Linked DNA regions of Homo sapiens: region 2 is linked to region 1. The links are chromatin contacts, found by Hi-C in ENCODE. All regions are on one chromosome and are shown on one strand. Each heading gives the region's core, a stretch centred on a gene start or an enhancer-like site at or near the end of the contact. The rest is flanking DNA. Distances are from core to core; before and after follow the strand shown.

Region 1 (5,561 bases), core at 1-2,500:
AATAGCCGGGTGTGGTGGCGGAAGCCTGCAATCCCAGCTATTCAGGAGGCTGAGGCAGAGAATTGCTTGAACCCAAGAGGCGGAGGTTGCAGTGAGCCGAGATCACGCCACTGCACTCCAGCCTGGGCGACAGAGTGAGACTGCGTCTCAAAAAAAAAAAACAACACAAAACTTTTTTTTGGCGGGCTTGGTGGGTCACACCTGTAATCCCAGCACTTTGGGAGGCCTAGGCGGGCAAATCACCTAAAGTTAGGAGTTCGAGACCAGCCTGACCAACATGGAGAAACCGTCTCTACTAAAAATATAAAATTAGCCTGGAGTGGTGGCGCATGCCTGTAATCCCAGCTACTTGGGAGGCTGAGGCAGGAGAATGGCTTGAACCCGGGAGGCGGGGGTTGCAGAGAGCCGAGATCGCGCTTCTGCGCTCCAGCCTGGGCGACAGAGCGAGAATCCATCTCAAACAAACAACCAAAAAACCCAAAAACCATAGTATCCTCTTGTGTACGCAGCCGGCACTCAGTAAGTGCCCCTGAAGAGCACTTATTTATTCATTGCTGCGCGAAGCTACGGGGGCAGGTGGCACAGCGCCACGCAGGAGTAGAGACTGCCAGATTGTTCTACCGCCAACCTTAGTGGCGCCACAGGAGATGGACACGGGAAGACTATGACGTTACTGGCCCTGTGACGTCATGGCAGGATCCGGGCAAGAGAAGCCAAACGAGGTGACGAGCTGTAGACTACAGCAAAAATATGGAACGCTTCACGAATTTGCGTGTCATCCTTGCGCAGGGGCCATGCTAATCTTCTCTGTATCGTTCCAATTTTAGTATATGTGCTGCCGAAGCGAGCACGACTCAAGGGTTACTGTCACACCTATTTTAAGCCCTTCAATCAAATCATCTTTTGGTTAGGATAACTTATGGTCGGTTTCATATTTAGCATAATTTCCTACAGTGGTATGTTGCAGAACAACTTTCGTGCTTACGCTTACTTTGATGTCTTCGATCACGTAAAATCCCATATCTTATCGTAATTTTACCGCCTTATACTGGCCTCATAGCCGCGGTGGATTGTGGGTGCCAATATGCAAAAGAGGTGGCCCAGATGCAGGCCCGCCCCCTGGAGCGGCCGAGGTAGGGGGTGAGGCCTCCGCGGGCGCCGCTGGCATCCCAGCGTTCTCTGCGGGCGCAGGGGGGCCGCTCTTGCCCGGCGTGGCGACTCGCTAGCGTCAGCAGCGCCGCAGCCGGACGAGAAAGCGGAAGATGGCGGCGGCGGCCGGGAGGCCGTGAGGAGAGCGGCGGCTGCGAGGGCGGCCGATGGCGGCCGGGAGGCGCCCTCGGACACTTGCGGGTCGTTAGGGCGCGACGCTGGGAGGCATGTCGGAGCACGTGGAGCCCGCAGCTCCGGGGCCCGGGCCCAACGGCGGCGGCGGCGGCCCGGCCCCCGCGCGCGGGCCTCGCACCCCCAATCTCAACCCCAACCCCCTCATCAACGTGCGCGACCGGCTCTTCCACGCGCTGTTCTTCAAGATGGCTGTCACCTATTCGCGGCTCTTCCCGCCCGCCTTCCGCCGTCTCTTCGAGTTCTTCGTGCTGCTCAAGGTGACCGCGGCCCCGACCCCCGACCCTTGACCCCAGCGGCTGTCCCGACCCCCAAGTCTGCTACCTCCGACCGCGACCCCTGGCCCCGCTGGGGACAGCGAGCGCCACCCTGCACCCTGAGGCCTATACCCGGCCCTACCGATTAGGGCTCTCCCTCGCGACCTCTGACCCTGGGATTGGCCAGGGACACCGTCTCGTGACCCCATCCCGCCCGGGGACGTCCACCCGGGAAGGCCGGATCCCGCTGCACTAGAAGCCGCTGTTCTCTACTCTGGAAACCTCACTGTCAGCTCCCTCCAGGGCCCATCCTGTCCCCGGCGACCGCCTTTCCCAGGTCCCCACCTACCCAGGCTTGGAGTCCGGTCCTGGCCTGCGAGGTAGCACCTCCCGCCCTTTGACCCCTGACTGTGCCGCCTGAGACCCTCAGTTCCGAGGCCTCTCTCCCCTCCCAATGTGCTGGCCCAGAACCCAGCCTGACGCAGGTCTCCCTCGGACCAACCCCTGTCCTGGAAGTCGACTCCCCACTCCCCTCTCTCCCTCCTTGTAGCCTTTCAGCTGCGTTCCCCGCTCCTGAGCCTCAGGGGAATGTGACTTAGCTGAGGTCACCTCGCTAGGGTTAGCGGCAAAGTCACCGGCAGCAGCGTACCACCCCATCCCCGGCCTCTTCCTCCGCTGGGTCCCCACTCCCTTCCTGCTTCAGGAGCTCAGGTTGTGGGTCTGTCGCCCGTGCCTCCCCTATGAGGCACCGGCCTCCGCGTCTTGGGCTCTGTCCCCCTCCCGCCCTCCTCAGATGGCAGAGGTCTCAGCCGTGCAGGACAGGCATCGGCCTGACTCCCTCTGAGAAGGAGTCTTGCTTGGGTGACAAGAGGGGCTCAGTAGCAGCTGCAGCCCCTCAGAAAACAAGCTGGCCGGGGTCCTGGGCCACCTGGCGAAATGGGGACGTGGCCGTTTTCGTTCTGCATCAGAACACCGCCGCGCCGGGGCTTGGGGGCTGCTGAAGTTGCGCCGTGAGCTTTTTGGATCTAGCCTGCAAAGAGGGGTCCGATGCTGGCGGGCCAGGCTGCGATCGTGGGCAAGTTCCCAGCCTGACACAGGTTGGTCAGGAGCTGGCTGCTTTTTTGGGCTCGGCAAGTGGAGCTGGACCTTGGCCGTCCTGCGGACCTGGGTGTGGGTCCCAGCCTGCTGCCACTTCACGGAAGGCCCCCCAGCCTCCAGATCCGTGCCTCCCCAGGCCAGAGCTCAGCCCATCATCCTTCCCACCTTCCTCCCTGCAGCCCCCCAGAGTGGCATGGTCGCCTCAGTAGGCACCTGAGCAGGGCTGTGAAGGGTTACGCAGGCAGGCGGCCTTTCCCGGCTCTGGGGTCCACAGACGGGGCCTGAAACTGTGGACGGAGGCTGGTCTGTGGACGTGGGTTTTCCTTCCATGGAGTAGCCTGGGAACAGGATGGAGCCACTGTGTCCTTAGGCTTGTGGAGGGTGTGTGCTGGGTGCCAGGCCAGGTTCCCCCGACGGAGCTCAGCCTCCTTGGGAGGTGCATCCCTGTCGCCTGGGCCCTGGTCCCACCATGTCCCGGTTTGGAAAGGGATCAAGCCTACCCGGCTCCATCTCCAGGCCAATACCACTCACAGGTGGTCAGATGGGGCTGGGCCAGAGCTGGAGTTCCCCGTCTTCTGTGTAGGGTGGAGACTCTTGGGAGGTTCTCAGTAACCCCAATCCCTCCTCTCTCAGCAGAGGGCTTTGGACTGTGAGATCTCTGGGTGGTGAATTTTTTTTTTTTTTTTTTTGAGATGGAGTCTTGCTCTGTCACCCAGGCTGGAGTGCAGTGGTTTGATCTCGGCTCACTGCAAACTCCACCTCCTGGGTTCAAGCAATTCTTCTGCCTCAGCCTGCGGAGTAGCTAGGATTACCGGTGCCCACCATCACAACCGGCTAATTTTTTTGTCTTTTTAGTAGAGACTGGGTTTTGCCATGTTGGCTAGGCTGGTCTCAAACTGCTGATTTCAGGTGATCTGCCCGCCTCGGCCTCCCAAAAGGCTGGGATTACAGGCGTGAGCCACCATGCCTGGCCTGGGTGGGGAAATCTGTTCTTTGTGAATTTTCCACCCGGTAATCTGGTGGCACAGAATCTGACCCTGCTGCCTTCACTTTTACTTATCTGCAAAGTGCAGGCTGGAACTGCCTGATTTCAGAGGCTGCCTTGAGTTCCAGAAGGCTCCTCTGCTTCCTGCCTGCCTGGCTTCCGGGGGTCTCCCTGCAGAGAGCCAGGTCCTCCCTGGTATGATCCCTTCAAGGTGGCTTCATCCTGTGGCATCTGTGCAGCTGAGCTCCCAGCCCTGAGCTGGCATGGAGTCCCCCAGCTCTCACCCATGCCTGGGTGGCTTTAGGAAATGCCAGGATCTCCCAGCTCTGAGCCAGCATGGAGCCCCCCGGTCCCTCATCCATGCCTGGGTGGCTTTAGGAAATGCCAGGCAGTGCCAGGTGCTGGGGAGAGAGGAGGCGGCAGGGGCCTGTGTTCCAGGGGCCCTCGGGAGACCTCCATCCAGCCTCAGTATCCACCTCTGCTGGCCTTCATGGCCCTGAGCCCAGTGTGGCAGAGACTGTCCATCTTGGGGCACTGGGTGCCTGCACCTGTGCGGTTGGGCTCTGGACCCAGGTGACCACCAAGTGGATGCCCACAGGGTGAAGGGGTCTCGACTCAGCACCCCTGGACATGGGCAGGGGCCCGCGCCTAGCCACAGGGAGTAATGGGGCTCCTCTTGTGGGGTCGTGACGATTAAAGACGGGGTATGTGAGACCCCAGGGGCCCTGCTCTGAATGGGGGACCTGTCACATTGAGGCCACTGTGAGGCTGCAGTGGAAGGAGAGGCCCCGGTGGCCTGGAGGCAGGAAGCACCCCGGGTGGACAAAGGGGAGCCCCAGGTAGTGTTTCCTGGCTGGGGCTGAGGGCTCTGTGTCCCACCTGGGAGGAGAGTGTGGCTCCGCGGGCTTGTGTGTCCGTCGGTCTGTGGGTCAGTCAAATACCCAGAGAGCGGGCAGGCTGCTCCTGGCACTCCAGGTCTGTGGGGAGACAGGAAAGGAAAGGCCCACCCAGTGGCCGAGTGTTGGGGTGCCCTGAGAGCCTCGGCCAGAACATCCAGGAAGCTTCCTGGAGGAGGCGGTGAGCACGGCCCCAGGCTGGGGGAGGTGCTCCTGTGGGTGCAGCCGTGTGTGGGCTGACCCGGAGGAAGGAAGGGTCATAGGGGTGGGGTGACTCCTGTGCTGGGTGGGCAGGGCCTCCTGGAGGTGAGCCACAGCCAGTGGGATGGGGTGGGGTGTCCAGGCAGCTGGAGAGCGTGTGGGAAGGCCGTGGGGCTGGAGCATGTGGGTGCCTGCTGGGGAGCCTGGGTCAGGGACAGGGTCATGGAGTGTAGGGGACTGGACCACCCAGGGCATGCGAGTGGCTGAGCCAGGTTGCGGGCAGAGGGTGGCCAGGGGCCCATGGGAGCATTTGCAGGTGAGCTCCCTGGGGAGGGTTACTGTGGGCGTGGACGAGGCTGCCTGGGCGTGTGGCTCAGGGCCGGGCCTGGTGAGGTGGCTGCTGCAGGGTGGCTGATGACAGACAGGTCTTGGGGAGGAGGACCCGGGACTCGGGATGAGCCTGCGTCTGGCTGGGTGGTGCCTGCTCCTTGTTTTGTGGTGGGAGACTGAAGGGGAGCTGAGGCTTTGGCGGCAACGGGCCTTGTCCAGTGGGGCATTTTTCTGGTCATGCTCAGTCAGGGAAGAGGGGCCCTGAGCTCGGTCAGCACGGAGCACCTGATGGGGCAGAGACACAGTGACGTCTGAGTCATAGCGTCTGGTGGACTTGAAGTCTTTGACTGGAGTGTGTGCACATTGTGTGAAAACACTGGTGCCCTCTCATCACGTCCGCTGTCTTCATGGGACGGGTCACTCACACCAGTGCTGGGTGTGGCAGGATGTGTG
Region 2 (5,369 bases), core at 1,433-3,932, 3.4 Mb before region 1:
GTCCCCGAGCCCGTGCGACCTTGGGCCTCAGTTTCCCCACCCGCTGCAAGGTCCAACATGGTCAAGGGACACAAACGCATCCAGTAACCTGCAGGGCAAGCCCTTTCGCTTCCCTGGGCCTCAGTTTCCCCTCTCGGCCCCTCCGACCCACCGCCCCAGAGAGTCCTGGAGGGACGAACTGACGCAAAAGCGCCGGAAACAAACAATATGGTCGCGGCTACAACAATAACGTCAACAAGGGTGCCCTTGGGGACGCCAGGCCCTCGCTGGGGATGAGAAGGCCCCAGGGGGTGAACGCCCGGCCCGCAGGACCAGGCTTGGCGCCCGGAGGCCCGTCCGCCTCCCATCGCCGCCTCGGCCCGTCCAGGCCGCGCGCCGCGCCCCCCCTTCCCCTCGGCGCGGGCCCGAACCGACCTGTGGCGGCTCCCCTGGCGCCGGGCGCCCCGCACTCCAGCTCCTCCAGCATCGCCCCGGCGGCAGCTCGACCTCCTCTCAGGCGGCGGAGGCGCGGGCTCCCCTCAGGCGGCCGCTGCTCTTCGCCCTCCCGCCCGCGCCGCTGCTGCCGCCGCGGCCGCCGCGCTCGTATTTGGCGGGAACCGCGGCGACCCCCGCAGTCCGCGCGCCAATTGGGCGAGCCCGGGTCACGTGACGGCCCGCCTCGGGAATTGAGGGGCGCCGGGGGCATCCTCGCGAGATCCGTGACTTCCATTCCTCCCAGGGCTCGCCCATTGACATATCCGCGAGGGACTGGGCTTCCCCTCGGAGGCCTGTCATTGGCTGGGAGGAGCTGCCCTGCGATTGGAGGAAGGAGGTGTCAAGCTCATTGCTCTGCGCTGCGACTGGCTGATCGCGTGGGATAGTCCCTAAGAGGAGGGAGGCCCAGGCTCTTACGTCACCAGAACATTTTACGCAAGGCGCAGATGACAACTTGAAAGTGGGATTTAGATGAGGAACCTGGAGTTTTGAGTTTATCCTAATGGGACATCGGCTAAATATAGCAACAGCAATTAAAATTATAAATTGCTTTCTACAAGAACAATAAAACGAAGTCTGGGGAGCGCTTCGGAAGTATTTGACATTCAGTAAATAACATGTAGAATGAGTGAACGAAATGGACGAAATGGATCGTTTCTGGTTTAATCCTCAGGAAATTGGCACATGCTGTTTTCTCTGCCTAGAACAATCTTTTCGCAGCTCTTTTCCTGGCTAATTTATACTTTTCAGATCTTAGATCGTCACCCCAGGAAGCCTTTTCTTCCCCAACCCTGACAATATCAAGTGCCTACAACACTGTTCTTTTCCTTAAAGCAATTACAGCTGTGTCTATTTATTAGTTTGTTATTTGACTAATGAATTAATTTCTGCCTTTTGTCATTAGTTCTGGCGAGGGTAGGACTCATTCCTCACTGGAACCCCAGGACCTGTTAGTAACTGATCATATTTACCAGGTCAATAAATGTTTGAGTGAATGTATAAATATTTGATTGAACTGTGTAGATCAAGCAGATTAAAAGCCTCACACAAAACAGAGAACTTCAGTGTCAGCCTGTGAGTGTAGAAACAGGTTTTCTTTCTTTCTTTCTTCCTTCCTTCCTTCCTTCCTTCCTTCCTTCCTTCCTTTCTTTCTTTCTTTTTTCTTGAGACGGAGTCCCTAGTAGCTGGGACCACAGGCGCCCGCCACCACGTCCGGCTAATTTTTTCTATTTTTTAGTAGAGACAGGGTTTCACCGTGTTAGCCAGGATGGTCTCAATCTCCTGACCTCGTGATCCGCCCACCTAGGCCTCCCAAAGTGCTGGGATTACAGGCGTGAGCCACCGCCCCTGGCCCTGAATTGCATTCTAGAAGCATCTTTCTGGCTGCCATGACAAGGAAGAATTGGAGGGGAGGACTGGTGGAAAGTATGGTCAAGGCATGAAGACAGACCTAGATGTCTAGATGTGTCACGTGGGCAACTGAATGGATGAACACAGGACAGAGAGAGAGAGGAAGAGAGGTGGCCGGGCACGGTGGCTCATACCTGTGAGACCAGTACTTTGGGAGGCTGGATTTGGTGGGGGGGTTGGGGGTTGGATCACCTGAGGTCAGGAGTTCGAGACCAGCCTGGCCAACATGGCGAAACACTGTCTCTACTAAAAATACAAAAATTAGCCTAGCATGGTGGTGCGCGCCTGTAATCTCAGCTACTTGGGAGGCTGAGGCAGGAGAATCGCTTGAACCCGGGAGGCGGAGGTTGCAGTGAGCCGAGATCACGCCACTGCACTCCAGCCTGGGAGACAAAGCAAGACTCCGTCTCAAAAAAAAAATAAATAAATAAATAAAAATGGGAGGGGGCTGAACACTTAGACGAACTGGATTTAGCTAAGATGAGTAAACAGGAATCTGAAGAATCGTAAGCAGGGGCCCCTTCTACTTCCCAACCTCCCTGGCCAGGTTTAAACTAAGCGCGTTTTCCAAGACGTTAGGGTCACCTCCACGACTCCAGGGGGCGCTGCAACTGCTACGGCCCCTCTAGGCTCGCCCCGCTCAACTCACTGACAGAGGCGGCCTCTCCCGCGGTAGACAATGTGCACGTGCGCTCTTCAGCCGGCAGAGGGCGCGCGTGCGCAGACGGGGCCGGGGGCGCGCGCGGGGGCCGGGGGCGCGCGCGGGGGCCGGCACCGGAAGCGTGCGGTTGCCATGTAATATCCTGGCCGCGCGGGCGCGCGAGCGGCTGAGGCGGCGCCGGGGCGGGCGCGGAGCTGGCAAGCGGGTGGCGGAGGCGGCGCCGACGGGGACTGCTGAGGCGCGCAGAGGGTCGGCGGCGCCCGGGAGCCTGTCGCTGGCGCGGTCCGGGCGGGAGGCTCGGCGGCGGGCGGCAGCATGTCGGTGGCGGGGCTGAAGAAGCAGTTCTACAAGGCGAGCCAGGTGAGCGCAGGCCCAGGCGGGAGCCGAGTACCGGGCCCCGGGCTGCCCGGATGAGGGAGCCAGGCCCGACCTGGCCCGGGAGGGGGCCGGGGGGACCGAGGTGGGGACGTTGGCGCGTGTCCCCTGCCAGGTGGGAAGACCAAGGGACGGACGGGGGCGACGAGGTGGCCCAGGCCCTGCCCGCCATGCGGGCTCCAGAAGCGGGGACAGAGCCCCTGGGAGGAGGGGAGAGGCACCCTGGGCTGCCCAGGGACGCGGACCTCTCCCCTCCTTCTCTCCGCTGCAAAGGCGGGGTGCGGGGAGAGAAGGGGAAGAGAGGAGTCCCGAGGCTGTCGACACAGGACTCTTGCCAGATAACCCAGAGCCAGGGAAAAGTTGCGTCTAGAGCAGTTACGTTCAAAATCCTCTGGATGGGCAAGGTACAAAGTTGAAAAGGTAGAGGAAGAAGTCAGTTTCCCCTCTCTGCTCCTCGGGCAGCCAGCCCTTCTCCCCAGAGACAAGCGACTGTCATCGACTCCGTATGTCCCTTTCCTAAGATACGTGTGTGCCTTTCCTTTAAAAACACGTACCCTGTGATAGCATATGCCACAGAATCCTGTGTGCTGTGTTTTTCATTGCTTGGAGATCACACTGGAGCGGGATTTCTCCCCCTCCGTCGGCACTGTTGACATCTGGGGCTGGATTGTTCTCCGTGGTGGGGCCGTCCTGGGCACTGCGGGGTGCTGAGCAGCGCCCCTGGCCTCCACCCACTCCGGGCCAGGAGCACCCCCAAGTCGTGACAACCAAAAATATCTTGAGACATCACCGTGTGTCCCCTTAGAATCAGTCCTCCTTCCCTCCCTTCGTTCCTTCCTTCCTTCTTTCCTTCCTTCCTCCCTCCCTCCTTGCCTCTCTCCCTCCCTCCCTTCTCTTCTTTCCTTCCTCCCTTCCTTTCCTGTCCCCCAGGACTACTGCTCTAGACCATACTCCACACTTCTTGGATTTTTTTTTTTTTTTTTTTTTTTGAGAGGGAGTCATGCTCTGTCGCCCCAGCTGGAGGGCAGTGGTGCAATCTCGGCTCACTGCAAGCTCCGCCTCCTGTGTTCAAGCAATTCTCCTGCCTCAGCCTCCCCAGTAGCTGGGACTACAGGCATGCGCCACCACGCCCGGCTACTTTTTGTAATTTTAGCAGAGACAGGGTTTCTCCATGTGCCCCAGGGTGGTCTCGAACTCCTGGCCTCAAGTAATCCGCCTGCTTCGGCTTCCCAACATGCTGGGATTATCGACGTAAGCCACCTGCCTGGCCTACTTGGCTCTTTTTAATGGGTACATTGTATTTCATTCCATGACATATACCATAATTTATTTAACCAGTTGTCAGTTGATAGATATCTCTATTGTTTACCGGAATTTTCTGTTACCATTACTACAATAAATAGCCAGTGAATATCTTTGCTCACCAGTGGGATTAGTTTTATAGGATGAATTCCCAGAAGTAGAATGCTGCATCCCAGCCTAAGTGCATTTGATATGGACAGATAAAGGGTTTTTTTTGGAAACTCCAGGGCCCACTGCTCATGAATCTGGTGAAAGCTGTGGATCCACTCTCCAGAAAACTGGGCACATTTAAAATTTTCACTTTGCAATTTCGAATGCAAGAAGCCTCAAATTTGGCCGGGCGCGGTGGCTCATGCCTGGAATCCCAGCAGTTTGGGAGGCCGAGGCGGGCGGATCACTTGAAGCCAGGAGTTTGAGAGCAGCCTGGGCAACATGGCAAAACCCCATCTCTACTAACAATACAAAAATTTTGTATTTTTGCCTGTAACCCCAGCTACTAAGGAGGGTGAGACAGGAGAATCTCTTGAATCCGGCAGGCAGAGGTTGCAGTGAGCCGAGATTGCACCACTGCACTCCAGCCTGGGTGACAGAGCGAGACTCCGTCTTGAAAAAAAAAAAAAGACAAGAAGCCTCAGATTGTTGAATCCTATTGGTCCGTGTACTGCAGGGTGAGGTTGTGTGGAATTTGTGTAGATAGAGTCCACCGAGGAATGAGCAATGATCTTAGCAAATGCTTGGGCCAAGGTGGCAAACAGGGTTCTCTGCCCACAGTTCGGAGATGCCCAGTGGGAGCAAAGAGAAACGAGTCCCCAGTAACACCCAGCAGGTACCTTTGCCCCTGGAAAGAAAAAAGTAAGGACCCTGCCAGGTGCTGTGGCTCATGCCTGTAATCCCAGCACTTTGAAGGCTGAGGCAGGGGTTCCCTTGAGTTCAGGAGTTCAAGACCAGCCTGGGCGATATAGGGAGATCCCATCTCTACAAAATATGAAAAAGTTAGCCAGGTGTGGTGATGTGCACCTGCAGTCCCAGCTACTTGGGAGGCTGAGGCAGGAGGACCACTTGAGCCCAGCAGTTCAAGGCTGCAGTGAACTATGATCGTGCCACTGCACTTCAGCCTGGGCAGCAAAGTGAGACCCTGTCTCAAAAA

The links. Hi-C counts contacts between places; a loop is a spot of excess contacts on that map. Pooled maps may share reads with other maps.
Region 2: a loop to region 1 is called in a map with no recorded cell type, with 20 times the contacts of the local background. The contact joins the promoter of SH3GL1 here to the promoter of TMEM259 in region 1. A Hi-C loop is called at or near these places in 1 of 168 maps with a recorded cell type or tissue (posterior vena cava), 1 of 37 single-sample maps with no recorded cell type and 2 of 50 pooled maps.

Annotation. Positions count from the first base shown.
Region 1 is chr19:1,016,812-1,022,372 of GRCh38, reverse strand. It overlaps TMEM259 (transmembrane protein 259), which reads left to right and starts at 1,250. Exons shown (of 11, transcript NM_001033026.2): 1 at 1,250-1,601. The coding sequence starts at 1,377. RNU6-2 (RNA, U6 small nuclear 2) reads right to left here and starts at 851; the gene lies at 745-851. RefSeq lists silencers at 1,059-1,168, 1,329-1,398, 1,429-1,488, 3,747-3,966 and an enhancer at 2,764-3,363.
Region 2 is chr19:4,397,860-4,403,228 of GRCh38, reverse strand. SH3GL1 (SH3 domain containing GRB2 like 1, endophilin A2) reads left to right here and starts at 2,682. Exons shown (of 10, transcript NM_003025.4): 1 at 2,682-2,905. The coding sequence starts at 2,861. CHAF1A (chromatin assembly factor 1 subunit A) reads right to left here and starts at 589. Exons shown (of 15, transcript NM_005483.3): 1 at 415-589. The coding sequence starts at 466. RefSeq lists enhancers at 1-131, 132-829, 2,492-3,321 and silencers at 342-621, 2,584-3,093, 3,154-3,203.